Linked DNA regions of Homo sapiens: region 1 is linked to region 2. Evidence: chromatin contacts called from ENCODE Hi-C or POLR2A ChIA-PET data. All regions are on one chromosome and are shown on one strand. Each heading gives the region's core, a stretch centred on a gene start or an enhancer-like site at or near the end of the contact. The rest is flanking DNA. Distances are from core to core; before and after follow the strand shown.

The links. Hi-C counts contacts between places; a loop is a spot of excess contacts on that map. ChIA-PET counts read pairs that join two places held with the same protein, here RNA polymerase II (POLR2A). Pooled maps may share reads with other maps.
Region 1: a map of gastrocnemius medialis shows a loop between it and region 2 (10-fold over the local background). The contact joins the enhancer-like site here to the promoter of SMCO4 in region 2. A Hi-C loop is called at or near these places in 1 of 168 maps with a recorded cell type or tissue (gastrocnemius medialis), 2 of 37 single-sample maps with no recorded cell type and 2 of 50 pooled maps. POLR2A ChIA-PET finds 5 or more read pairs at or near these places in 3 of 52 experiments (T-cell, WTC11 and common myeloid progenitor, CD34-positive).

What each region holds. Positions count from the first base shown.
Region 1 is chr11:93,581,810-93,588,350 of GRCh38, forward strand. No RefSeq gene overlaps it. Among named protein-coding and RNA genes, the nearest start is that of SMCO4, 42 kb to the left of the region's middle. Within about 2 kb of position 4,207, at least 2 of the 41 ENCODE cell types and tissues checked have a DNase peak (open chromatin) inside an H3K27ac peak, as active enhancers do.
Region 2 is chr11:93,538,718-93,544,976 of GRCh38, forward strand. SMCO4 (single-pass membrane protein with coiled-coil domains 4) reads right to left here and starts at 4,674. Exons shown (of 3, transcript NM_020179.3): 1 at 4,559-4,674. RefSeq lists silencers at 4,165-4,404, 4,535-4,584, 4,745-4,874.

The DNA of each region.
Region 1 (6,541 bases), core at 2,957-5,456, 43 kb after region 2:
TTGAGAAGTTCCCGTCTTTTGCCCACTCTTTAACGGGGTTATTTGTTTTTCGCTTGTTGAATTGCTTAAGTTCTGTATAGATTATGGGTATTAGATCTTTGACAGATGTGTAGTTTGTGAATATTTTCTCCCATTCTGTAGGGTTTCTGTTTCCTCTGATGATAGTTTCTTTTGCTGTGCAGAAACTCTTTAGTTTCATTAAATCCCACTTGTGAATTTTTGCTTCTGTTGCAATTACTTTTGAGGATTTCGTCGTAAGTTCTTTCCCAAGGCCAATGTCCACAGGGTCTTTCTGAGGTTTTCTTCTAGATTCTTGAAGTTTGAGGTCTTACATTTAAATCTTTAATTCATCTTTTCTTTTTTTTTTTTTTTTTGAGACAGAGTCTTGCACTGTTTCCCAGGCTGGAGTGCAGCGGCTGATCTCGGCTCACTGCAAGCTCCGCCTCCTGGGTTCATGCCATTCTCCTGGCTCAGCCTCCCAAGTAGTTGGGACTACAGGCACCCGCCACCACGCCTGGCTAATTTTTTATACTTTTAGTAGAGACAGGGTTTCACCGTGTTAGCCAGGTTGGTCTCAATCTCCTCACCTCGTGATCCGCCTGCCTCGGCCTCCCAAAGCGCTGGGATTACAGGCATGAGCCACCACGCCCGGCCAATTCATCTTTTGTATATGATGAAAGCTAGGGGTTCAGTTTCATTCTTCTACATACATCCAGCCAGCTATACCAGCATTATTTATTGAATGGGGAGTCCCTTCCACATTGCCTATTTTTGTCATCTTTAATGATGATCACGTGGCTGTAGGTATATGGCTTTATTTCTGGGTTCTCTATCCTGTTCCAGTGACCTATGTGTCTGTTTTTGTAACAGTACCAAGCTGTTTCAGTTACTGTAGCCTTATAGTATAGTTTGAAGTTAGGCAGTGTGATGCTTCTGGCTTTGTTCCTTTTGCTTAAGATTGCTTTGGCTATTTGGGCTATTTTTCTGGTTCCATATGAGTTTTAGAATAGTTTTTTCTAGTTCTGTCAAAAATGGCATTGATAGTTTGATAGGAATGACATTGAATCTATAGATTGCTTTGGGCAGTATGGCCATTTTAATGATATCAATTCTTCCAATCCATGAGCATGAAATGTTTTTTCATTTGTTTATGTCATCTACAATTTCTTTCAGCAGTGTTTTGTAACTTTTGTAGAAACCTTTCACCTCCTTGGTTAGATGTACTCCCAGGTATTTGTGCATGTGTGTGTGGCTATTGTAAATGGGATCGTGTTCTTGATTTGGCTCTCGGCTTGAACATCATTTCTGTATAGAAATGCTACTGAGTTTTGTACATTGATTTTTGTATCCTGAAACTTTACTGAAGTCAGTTCCAGAAGCCTTCTGTCAGAGTCTTCAGGGTTTTCTAGGTAGCCAATCATATCATCAGTGAAGAGATATTTTGAGTTCTTCTTTTCCTATTTGATGCCTTTTATTTCTTTCTCTTGATTTCTCTGGTTAGGACTTCCAAGATATTTTATTCATGTATGTAGAGCCAACCCAATCAAAGATTATAATTAACCTATTTTTAGTGCACCTCAGACTTTACCTGTTTAAACTATTATTAACATTTTTTTATTTATTATTATTACTTATATTGCACTATTATTGTCACCTTTATTGACATGTGCTAGCATCTTTCATCAACCTAAAGGAATTTCATAGCTGAAAAAGCCTAACTGCTTATGCTGTGCTAGCAAATGTCTCAGGCCAAAGTTCATAAATAGGAGTTTCTGACCATCTGCAAGAAGACTGATGATCACACCCAGACTTCAGCTGTGGGCTAAAGCAGATCATCTGCTGGACTGTCAATGTCATTGTGGTGTGTGACACTTGGCCTTGGCTGATTTACTGCCTTTCTTTGTAATCAACCTATCTCTGCAGTACAGTCCAGACACTCTAGGTCCAGGGCACTGTTAATGCATTGGTGATTAAGACATTGGTAGGACAATAAATGAGCAGAATTTTCACCTCTCCCAGGTCTCTAGATAGATATCAGTGTGGTTCAGTATTCTACATATCTTATTCCCTCTGGCTGGGGGGATGTCTCTTAAATACCATCCCTGTGGAAGAGTAAAGAAGGAAAAGGCAATTGAATCCTAGGTTGGAACAGATACAGACCTTAAAGGTCATCTCAACTCATCACTCATTCATTGATTTATTCATGCATCAATATTTAATGAGTGCCTACTGTATGCCAGGCACTGTTCATGGTGCTAGGAACAAAACATTCCATGGCTGATCTATGGAATTTATAGTCTAGTAGGGGAGAAAGACAGGAAACAAGTAAACCAATAAACGAGACAATAACAGATCTGAATCAATGCAGAAATGAGAAGGTAGAGGGGTAGGATGGTGTGGGCATTGAGGTGGTAGGCACTTCAGATAGGGTGGCAATGCTAATTAGAACCAGGAGACTAATGCCAGATGTCACCAAATTAGGGCTGGGAGCTTTAGCTAGAGAAATGGAAAAAGTATAAAAATAAGAGTTTAGCTATAACACAAGGGTCCTATAACAAGACCCAAAAACAAGTCTGAGTCTGCAGAGAGGTTTGATCTAGCTTTCACTGGGCACACAATTGTAGAGATTATTTAGCTGTTAGGGGCTAAATTTTGTCCCCCCAAATTCATATGTTACTAACACTGGTAACTCAGAATTTGAGATTGGGCCTTCAAAGAGCTGGTTAAGTTAAAATGAGGCCATTAAGATAGGCCTTAATCTAATCTGACTTGTGTCCTTATAAGAAGAGATTAAGACACACAAACAGACACCAGGAGTACCCATGCACAGAGAGTTGACCATGTGAGGACATAGTGAGAAGATGCCCATCTATAAGCCAAGGAGAGAGGCCTCAGAAGAAACTAAATCCTCTGACACCTTGATCTTGGAGTTCCAGCCTCCAGAACTGTAGAAAAATTAATTTCTGTTGCTTAAACCACCCAGCCTATTATGGTATTGTGTTATGGCAGCCCTAGCAAACTAATGTACTAGCCCAGGATCACTTGTATCAAATACTTTTTTATTCTTTTTTTATTTTAATTTTTACCTTCAACCAACTTACACTATCAGATACTTTTTAATATGCAGAATCTCATGTTCTGTGCCCCATCCAGGCTAAATAAACAAAAATTTGTGTGGGAAAAGTGATAGAAATCTGGATTTTCAATAAGCACCTCCTCCAAATAAAATAAGTTTAGATTCTCATCACACTTTAATTTTAGCAGTTTGAGAGCTACTAGAATTAAGACCAACTTGGGCCAGACATAGTGGCTCACCCCTGTAATCCTAGCACTTTGGGAGGCCAAGGTGGGTGGATTGCTTGAGCCCAGGAGTTCAAGACCAGCCTGGGCAACATGGCAAAAACCCATCTCTACTAAAAATACAAAAATTAGGCCGGGTGAGGTGACTCATGCCTGTAATCCCAGCACTTTGGGAGGCTGAGGTGGGTAGATCACTTGAGGTCAGGAGTTCAAGACCAGCCGGGCCAACATAGTGAAATCCCGTCTTTACTGAAATCACAAAAATTAATCAGGTGTGGTGGTGCATGCCTGTAATCCCAGCTACTCGGGAAGCTGAGGCACCAGAATCACTTGAATCCAGGAGACGGAGGTTGCAGTGAGCCAAGATTGTGCCACTGCACTCCAGCCTGGGTGACAGAGTGAGACTCTGTCTCAAAAAAAAAAAAAAAAAAAAAATACAAAAATCATCAGGGCATAGTGGTGCGCCTGTAGTCCCAGCTACTCGGGAGGCTGGTGGGAGCAGAGGTTGCAGTGAACCGAGATTGTGCCACTGCACTCCAGCCTGGGCAACAGAGTGACACCCTGTCTCAAAAAAAGAAGAGAGAGAGAGAGAAAGACAGGAAGGCAGGCAGGTAGGCAGGCAGGCAGGCAGGCTGGCAGGCAGGCAGGCAGGCAAGAAGGAAGGAAGGAAGGAAGAAAGGAAGGAAGGAGAAGAGAGAAAGGAGGGGAGAGAGGGAGGAAGAAAGGAAGGAAGGAAGGAAGGAAAGAAAGAAGGAAGGAAATATTGTTCATTTTACAGATGAGAAAACTGGGGCCAAAAGAAGGAAAACAATATGTGGAGTAGGACCTGCAAGCCAAGCTTCCTAACACAGAGCTTGCTGCTCTTCCCACTGCCCCAGCTGCCCCAGCAGGCCTGGGAAGCATGCTGTTGAGTCAGAGCTGGACTCACAGCAGAGACTGCCCAGCAATGCTGATTAGGCAATTGGCTGTAGTAGCTCCAGTAAACTCTCTCACTGGAACTGAGATTGAGGGTGTGTGGGCATGGTGGGTAATGGAGATCTACAGAAAGTAGGGCACGGAGCTTCTGATCACTCAACGACGCTGAGGCTATGCCCTTTGCTAACACAGCCCGGCTCATGGACTCAACAATTCCATAATGAGGTCGCATTACAGCTTCTAAACTCTGCTTGCTGTAGGGGAAGCCTATTTCTTCTTATTTTCTCTGACTGGGAAAGAAAAATAATTGACGACTAATGTGGTCAATAATAACTCTTCATATAATTAAAGGTATTGACTGATAAAAATTCAATTTTTTCCTTGAGCAGACAACCACTTTCTGCAGCCTTTTAGCAACACCCATTTCTTGACCCTTTTATCAATTTTGTTGTTTTCATAGTTTTTCAAATGAGTTCCACATTATGGAACCCCAAACTAGCCATAATTTACATTTAATACATTATTATTGAATAATTACATGAATAAAAGAAGGAATGGTTCTCCTTTTGTTCTCTCCTTCCTTCTAGGCTATGAGTTTCTGTGGTTTTAAAATACATATATGTAACAACAAAAAAAAACTCCTGACTTTACTCATAGAAAATCAGTCGGGCAAAATGTTAGCTTATGAGAAAAACAGATAGATTGTGTCAATTTTAATGTAATTACCAGCTTGTACTGACCTGGTCTCTCACAGTCTTATCTGGTTCTTTAGATATTGTGTTCATTTTCTGTCTTCTGATTATGTTGTCTTTTAGCTCAATCTTGTTTTTATCACCTTTTATTTTAAAGCAATTTAAAAAAAAAATAATGAGTTGTCATGGAAAACCTCAGTTCAGCTATTTACGTAGCTGTACCAGGGGCTCACAGAGAGGGAGTAAAGGATCTTTGGGGACATGAATAGATCTCAGGCACATTAAAATAGCTATGTAAATAAGGAAGGGTCTGAATGAGATCAGACTGGACTTATGTTTTAATAACTTACCAAGACATAAACGGATTCTGTTGCTCTCCTGCTCAAATATGTGTGTATGTACACATATATGTGTATAGATACACACATACATGTATAGCTTAACATGGATTTTGGCATAGCAATTGGTAGCAATTGATTATGAGAAGGAGGGGAAGAAGAGATGATTTTCCAAGCAGCCAGAGCATGCTTTCAAGGATAATGGAAAAATGTGTTAATGGACTTGTCTGTATGGGGGGAAATGCTTGATGAAGGGGCATTTTCATGGGCCCTGAACTGTACAGGACTTTAGGGGTGCACTTATCTAAATGCCTGGCCCTTAGGGTCGAGATAGCTGGTGGCTAATATAATCCAACAGTCCATCAAACATCAGTTCAGTCCAGCTGACTGGCTGGGTCTGTTATCAGCAGTGCCAATCACAAGAACCTGGTCATAGAATCTCAAAGTTGGACAGAGCGCTAGAAACCACTGCAACCACTCTTCCACCCAGACACAGTAACAGTACTACCTCATAAGGCTGTCATGAGAATGAAATGGGTTAATATTTGCTGAATACTTACAATAGTGTCTGATGCATAATAAGACCTTTGTGAGGTCAGTTAAATAAACACTGTTTGCTGAGCACCTGCCAACCATGGGCACTAGTCAAGGTGCTGTACCCACAGTCATATCATTTAACCCTCTCTCCAGCCCAGATGTCCTGATCCTAAGGGCCAGGCAGTTAGATGGGTATACCCCTAAAGTCCTATACAACTCAGGGCCCCTGAAAATGCCCCCTCATCCAGCATTTTCCCTACATATGGAAACAAACACCATTGTTTGAAAAAAGTAAAAAACCTTCTTTACACTGAGCTGAAATTTGCCTCCAGTGATTTCTTCTTGGACTACACCGAATAAGTTTCTTGCTCTTCCACTCCATAAGCCTACAAAATACTGGAGAACAGCTGTCAGGAGAGATAACAAACCCGAAGCCTGGAAATCACTCATCAAACCAGTTTTCTTCCTTTTAAGTGACAAATATGTGGGTTGGGTCAAAACTGGAAGAGAAGATCTGCTGCCAGGCCACAGTGCCCTTTGGTTTTTGCTTTCCAGATGCTCGGGAGCCATTCTGCAGGCAAGCAGACCTATTTGCAGGGACGGGCAATTGTTGCTGTGGTGCAATGAAGCAAGTGGGGCTGGGAAAGAATCCTTAAGAAGATGGTTCCTGCCAGATTTCTTTCTGCCAGTGCCACAAACTTTAATTAAAGCGAGCCCTCAGGCTGCACCAGGGACTACAGGTGCTGTGATGTTGGTGTC
Region 2 (6,259 bases), core at 3,424-5,923:
TGATGCAATTCTAGTATCCAAAGGCACTAAGCTCTATGGATTCCAACAAGCCCCCTCTTCTCCGCAACCACTGCCACTGTCTTAATGTCTTCTGTTCAGGCCCTCATCTCTCAAGACATTACTTTAATGAACTAGTTTCTCTACACCTAATTTCTACTTGCTTCACTTCAAAACTCCAGACAGCCACCGAGCTACCTTTCTAGAATACAGGCCTGACCCTCTCTGCCTACAGGACTAAGTCCCAACCCTGGCACAGCATGCAAGGCCCCTGCCTGCCTTTCCAGCTGGAAGCATGGGCTTTGGAGTCCTACAGATCATTGCAGTGACACTTAGATAAACCACTTGCTGGCTATGTGAACACACATGTGTTTCTGCACCCATTTCCACATCTGTGTGTTGGGAATAGCATGATCAGCCTCCCAGAGCTACTGTGAGGACCGAATCCAAGTTCTAAAGAGCCTAGATCTCACCAACCTAGCTCCAGGGTCCTCTCTCTTTCCCATCTTGCTATACCAGCTCTTCATAATCAATGAGAATTGACTCAAGGGTAAAAAAAAAAAAATACATGCAAGATCTAAAAATGAAGGGTCATAAATTTAAAAATTAGGCCACCACAATGTGAAAGAAACCAAAATTAACTCATTATCAAAATAATGTAGGAGGACGGAAGGAACAGGAAGAGAAGGAAAACAGTACATTTAGGAAGAAATGCTTTTAAAATATAAGTCTCTATGATGTTTTGAGCCTCATTTGCTCCAAAGATTTAGGAAGATGACATTTCAAAAGCTCACAAAGACGACACTTCTACTTTTTAAAAACTATTTCCTAATTATTATCTTCAGAGAACTAAGAAGTACTTTCACAGACTGAATGTTAATAAAATTCTCAGAGGAAATTCTGGCATCAGTCACAACAAACACCCTCTTGGAATTTAATTTCCTTTCAGCATACAATTTACTATGGAAACTCATTTGTGATGCCACCACAACCAGTCAAAATCTGCCTGGAGCACAAAAACTTCAGAGTCCCAAAAGAGGGCCTTAAAGGACTAGATGGAAATTGGTCCCATATTAAGCCAAATCCTGCATCTAACAGAAATTTCCCCCACACCAAACTAGCTTTGACCGTCAGCCAGCCCACTCCTCTCTCTAGCTGCCCTATACTATAGGCTCTTCCAGGGCCCCCTTCCAGCTAGAACCCCCTGAATTCTGTATCTTTTCCCTGTCCAACAAAATTAATTTAAAAAAAAAAAAAAGGAGGAAGGCCACAAAATGGGCAAAGGGAAACCAGCTACATCCATTTTCAACTTTCTATCAAAGACCTGTCCTTTCTGGCTTACGATTTTTTCAATTCCCTTGGACAAGACAATCACAGGCCCTGGAATATTCATTGCGCGTGCTGGGGCTTAGGGTGGGAAGGCAAAAAGGCTAGAAGAATCATTGATAAGTACAAAAAGTACTTTAAGCCTTTTCCCCCTGAGGACAACTGCTGAAAGACTTACTCAATCCCATTGACCCAAGTACCTGTGTGCAAGGGAAAGGAGTGGATGCCAATCTTTACTCAGCACCCACTGCAATTAGTGGGTACATTTCTTGAATATAAGACAGACAGTATTATCCTGATTTTACACATGTGGAAACCAGGCTCAGAGAGGTCAGGCAGCAGGTTCAGTATTTACACCCAGGCCTGCCAGACTCCCAAGACGCTTGAACTTAACCACTTCACCACACTGCTTCCAGAGTCTACAAGTGTTTATGTTAAAATGTGCTGGGTTAGGGAGCCCGTTAAGAGTTTACTTGTTGCTCTTCACATACAGTATCTCATTTAACTAGCACAACCCTGTAGGATAGCTGAGAATTCCTTTTCCACTGTTAACAAAATGGTACATGGATTGAAAGATCATCAGTAACTTATGCACGACAGCTGTACCAGAGTCGTGCCATCTCTTGGCTTTGTTTTCTCTCCTGTAAAATGATGCTCACTCCTACCTCACAATGCCTGCTCAATGGCAGGGGCTCAAATGGTGACGATTATGATTTTTATCAATACTTCTCAATTAAAGTAAAATTTATACACACACAAACACTAGATATTTTAAAGACTCAACCTAATTAATCAAGCCTTTACTTGTTGGAGAAGATATCATTTTTAACACTACCTCATCTGGTCTGAAAAGGAAAGTAGTTTAAAAAATATTTGGAAAAAATTGTTTAATAATAAAATACCACTACCTCAAACTCAGAGAGAACCACTAACTGCAGCTTCCAAAAAGCTGACAAAAAAGGATTACTGAAAATGATGTGGTCAAACCCAATATGGATTTTGAAAGCTACTAATGGACAAGAACAGGAACATTCAGTTATGACAAAATACACACACAAAAAAAATTCCTCTTCTTCCAGCACCATGGCTTGATCATTAATGTGTGGTGTGACCCTGGCCAAGTCACTTCAATGCTGTGATGGCCCTCAGCACCCAAAATGTCAAGGCCAGCTTATGACCAGGAAGCTCTAGTGAGAAGTTGCCCAGGGGGTCTAGGGGACAGGAGCGGGGTGGAGGGGACACAGATGATTGCCTGGAGCAATTTTTAATGTGCTGCCTCTAACTCACTGCTTGCCTTTTACTACACTCATCTGAAAAGAAATGAGAAGTCTGGGCATGCCAGAGGCAAGAGGAACCAGCTCACCACTTCTCAAGCCAGAATGGAAAAGATGGCAGAAGCATAGTTGTACAAGGACCCCAGCATCAGTCAGACAGAAGGAAACCTATAATATTATGCAATGAGAGACCCTGAGGATGTTCTTCAGACAAACCCCAGCAGGACCAATCCAACTCCAAGCTTGAGCGTCCACTCCAAGCTTGAAGATTAAACAATAAGAAAAAATTCGGGTCCACAGGTGAAATACACACTTTCTAAGCACAATGAGCAACTTTATAGTAGATAGCTGGACAACCAAGTACACTAACTGCAAGCATAAGAACAGTATTCATGTTGTAAATCGAGTACCAACTACTATTAGTTTTTTGTTGTTTTGCTTTTTGCAATATTTCTTCTCATATTTTATTTTAAATCTAAGCTAATTTCTTTATAAGAACAGGCTAAGGCTTATTTTCTGTGGCTGATCCAGCCTTACAAGAAAAAAGATTTCACTGTGTCCCTCAGAAACCTACTCCTGTCTACATCACACTGTCGAGCTCTCTCTTTATACCCCATGTGACAGATAAGAAAACAGAAGTCCAGAGAGAGCAAGTGACTCATCCAAGGTCAAACTTCTTGCTAACACATCTAGGACGAGAATAAGGGCTCAAGAAGCCCACTATGGGTCTCTTGCCGTATCACTGCTGCAAATGACCAGGCATACTGGTGTCTTGAATACAAAGTTTATTTGTAAAGGGGAAAAAAAAAAAGCCAACATGAGTCATCTGCATTGTCAACGGGCTCCACACAGGTTGTTCTAATAAAGCATCCAGCACCTCCAGAACCACTTGTTTCTGAAAGCACCAACCTACGCAGACACTAGCAGGCCATGTCTTCCACCCTTGCCACCCTCGAGGCTGTGAGCAGATGCGCTGTTGGGCTCTGGGGATCTAGAGGTGTCACTTAAAGAGCAAGGGAGCCTGGAGCTTGGCAGTACTGACTGGATGAGTGGATGGGTGGGTGTATGAGGACATGGGAGTGTTTTCTGACAGCTCCCGGAGATAGTTATGATATCATGCAGCCTAATCCCACTCATCTTGGAACACCCCAAACATCTCATCCGCTCAGCTGTCCCTCCTCAACTTCCTCAGGGCAAAAGCACTGCAGTCTGAGGTGAATCTGGCCGCTGGGGAGGGGCGGTAGTCGGCCCCAGCAGCAGAGGAAGCAACGCTCAGCTCCCTCCTCCACCCACCCCGTACAGGAACTCCCCACTGGGTCTTCAGATGCCAGAGGCGTACCCAGCTCGGAGCCTGCCCCGGGTCTCAGGGTCGGTCCCGAAAGAACGGGGGAGGAGGAAGGCTCTATCCCGCCCCCGCCTCACCTCTACTCCCCGACCCCCAGGCGCCGACCCTTCTCACCCGCAAGGTCCGCCGCCGGACTCTTGTCCACTCCCAGAGACCCTGAGCGCACCCCTTTCTCGGCGTCCTCAAAGGACCCGCGTTTCCCACCTTCCCATACGGGGCCCTCCCGGCCGCCCCGGCCCAAGCCCTTTGCACTGCGTCCCCCGGCCCCTGAGTCCGCCCCGCACCCGCACTTCCCGCCCGGCCCCGCGGGCTCGCGGTCCGCCCCAACTTTTCCCAGCCCCCGCCCCGCAGCAACCGGGATGCAGCGTCTCGAGCCGCGACGGGCAGGCGAGCTCGAGTCCCTCGGGCCCCCAACCCCGCCCGCACGAGTTGCGCTCGGGACCCGCCGGGCGCCCAGGCCTGGGTCAGCAGCACTGCGCGGAGGCGGAGCCGGCGTGGCGGGAACCGTACTGTCCCGGCGCCGCACCCCCGCCCGGTGCCCGGTGCCCCGTGCCCCGCGCCCGCCCGCCGGCTCGCCCGCCCCGCCGCCGCCGCCGCCGCGCCGCTCCCAGCCCACCTGCCCGCGGGCGCCGCCGCCGCCGCCGCCACCACTGCCGGGAATACGTGGCAGTGGCCGCCGCCGCTTGCGCTCCCCGCCTCGCCTCTCCTCTCGGCGCCCGCGCGGGCGACTCTGGCGCGCCAGACCGCAGCGCCAGGCGCCCTCTGCCGCCGGGAAGCCGAATCCTCCCGTCCTAACCCTAACTCGCTGGCTGCCCCCGCCCGGGCCTCGGCTCCCGCCCCCTCTTCCCCGTTCCCGGCTCAGACTGTCGCTTCCGAGCGACCTGGGTTCTCGCCCGGCCTGCTGCTGCCGCTGCCTCCAGGAAGTTCGCCCTGACCACCTCTGCAGGCTCAGCGCGCTTCCTCCGGCTCCCGCGCAGCGGGTGCTTAAGTCACCCCCTTGTTGATATATTTCCTGCTTCTTTGAACGCCTCGCCCGTGAGATAGCAGAATCGGAAAGGGGATAGTTGGAGGCAAACGCCATGTCTGTTGTGTTCACCATTCTCTCCTCCAGGGCAAGGTTAGCGCCCTGTCTGGAATACTGAAGTGCGCAATAAATACTTGTGAAGAGAGCAAACGAGTAGATGAATGAGTTGAGACTTTTACCGCTGTCTACCCAAGTAGGCTTTGAAACCTCAAGCGGACAGAGATCCTGACCTGGATTTGTTTTTTGTAACTTACACGTGCATATGTGTGCGCAGCTCAGCATAAATAAATGAGATTCACAATTCCCCACCTCGGACCAGCGCCAAATCCGCAAGAGGCCCACGGCTAAATGTTATTCAGGGCTTTTGGTCAAACACGTTTAGGTTTGAGATCTACCTCTTAAAAGCTGGGCAATCGCGGGAAAGCTCATCTCCCTGGCCCACAGTGAACACGTCTATAAATTAAGAATAATAAAACCTACTTCACAGAGTTGTGAGAATTAATTGAGATGGTGCACTATAAAGTTCTTTACGCAGCCCCGATGTGTGCGGTGGTATGTAAATGGTAGTTATTGTTGTATTACTACTGATGCAGTAGGTGATTTTAAAAACTATCTTCGAAATGTAAAATATTGACTACCTTTTCACCTTAAAACCTTTATATGTGTGGTATTGTCACCTGCTCAGCAAGGCCAGCCCGGGGAGCAAGGCCACTCCTGTAACCTCTTCCCCTCCACCGGTAAAAATATAACAAGTCTTGGGGTTTTTTTGTTCTGTTTTGAAGAATTGTGGAACCCACTCTTCTGCAGGTTTTCCACCTGGATTTCTGTGGCCAATCTCTTAATTAACAAGTTTTTATTTTAGGGATGTCAAAGACAGGGAGCCCTTTGAAAGCACCTGCAGTCTACTGGCTCTTCCTGTTTTCTTCCTGACCCTCTCTCAAACAACTTAAGGCTTTTTTTTTCATTTTTACAGGAAGTGTCCTTCCTGCTGCGTACAAAAGGCAGCAATGCAGTAGAGTGGGATCAGAGGGGATTGGGCTGCATACACCTTGGGCTTTCTGCACCTCAGTCCCCTCAACGGTAAACTGTGGAGAATAAGACCTTGTCACATTGGGAGATCATTCATGATCCGGTCTGTGAAGGAAATAAGGAAATACCTGAAACACAAAGATATTTAATAAAAGGCAACTATTGATCAGTTTATTTAGCATGTATTTAAGGAGCATCTTTTTAGTGTTCTATGCGCTGAAAGAATGAGGGGAACACGCGTGTGTGAGGTAAGTTTCCTACCTT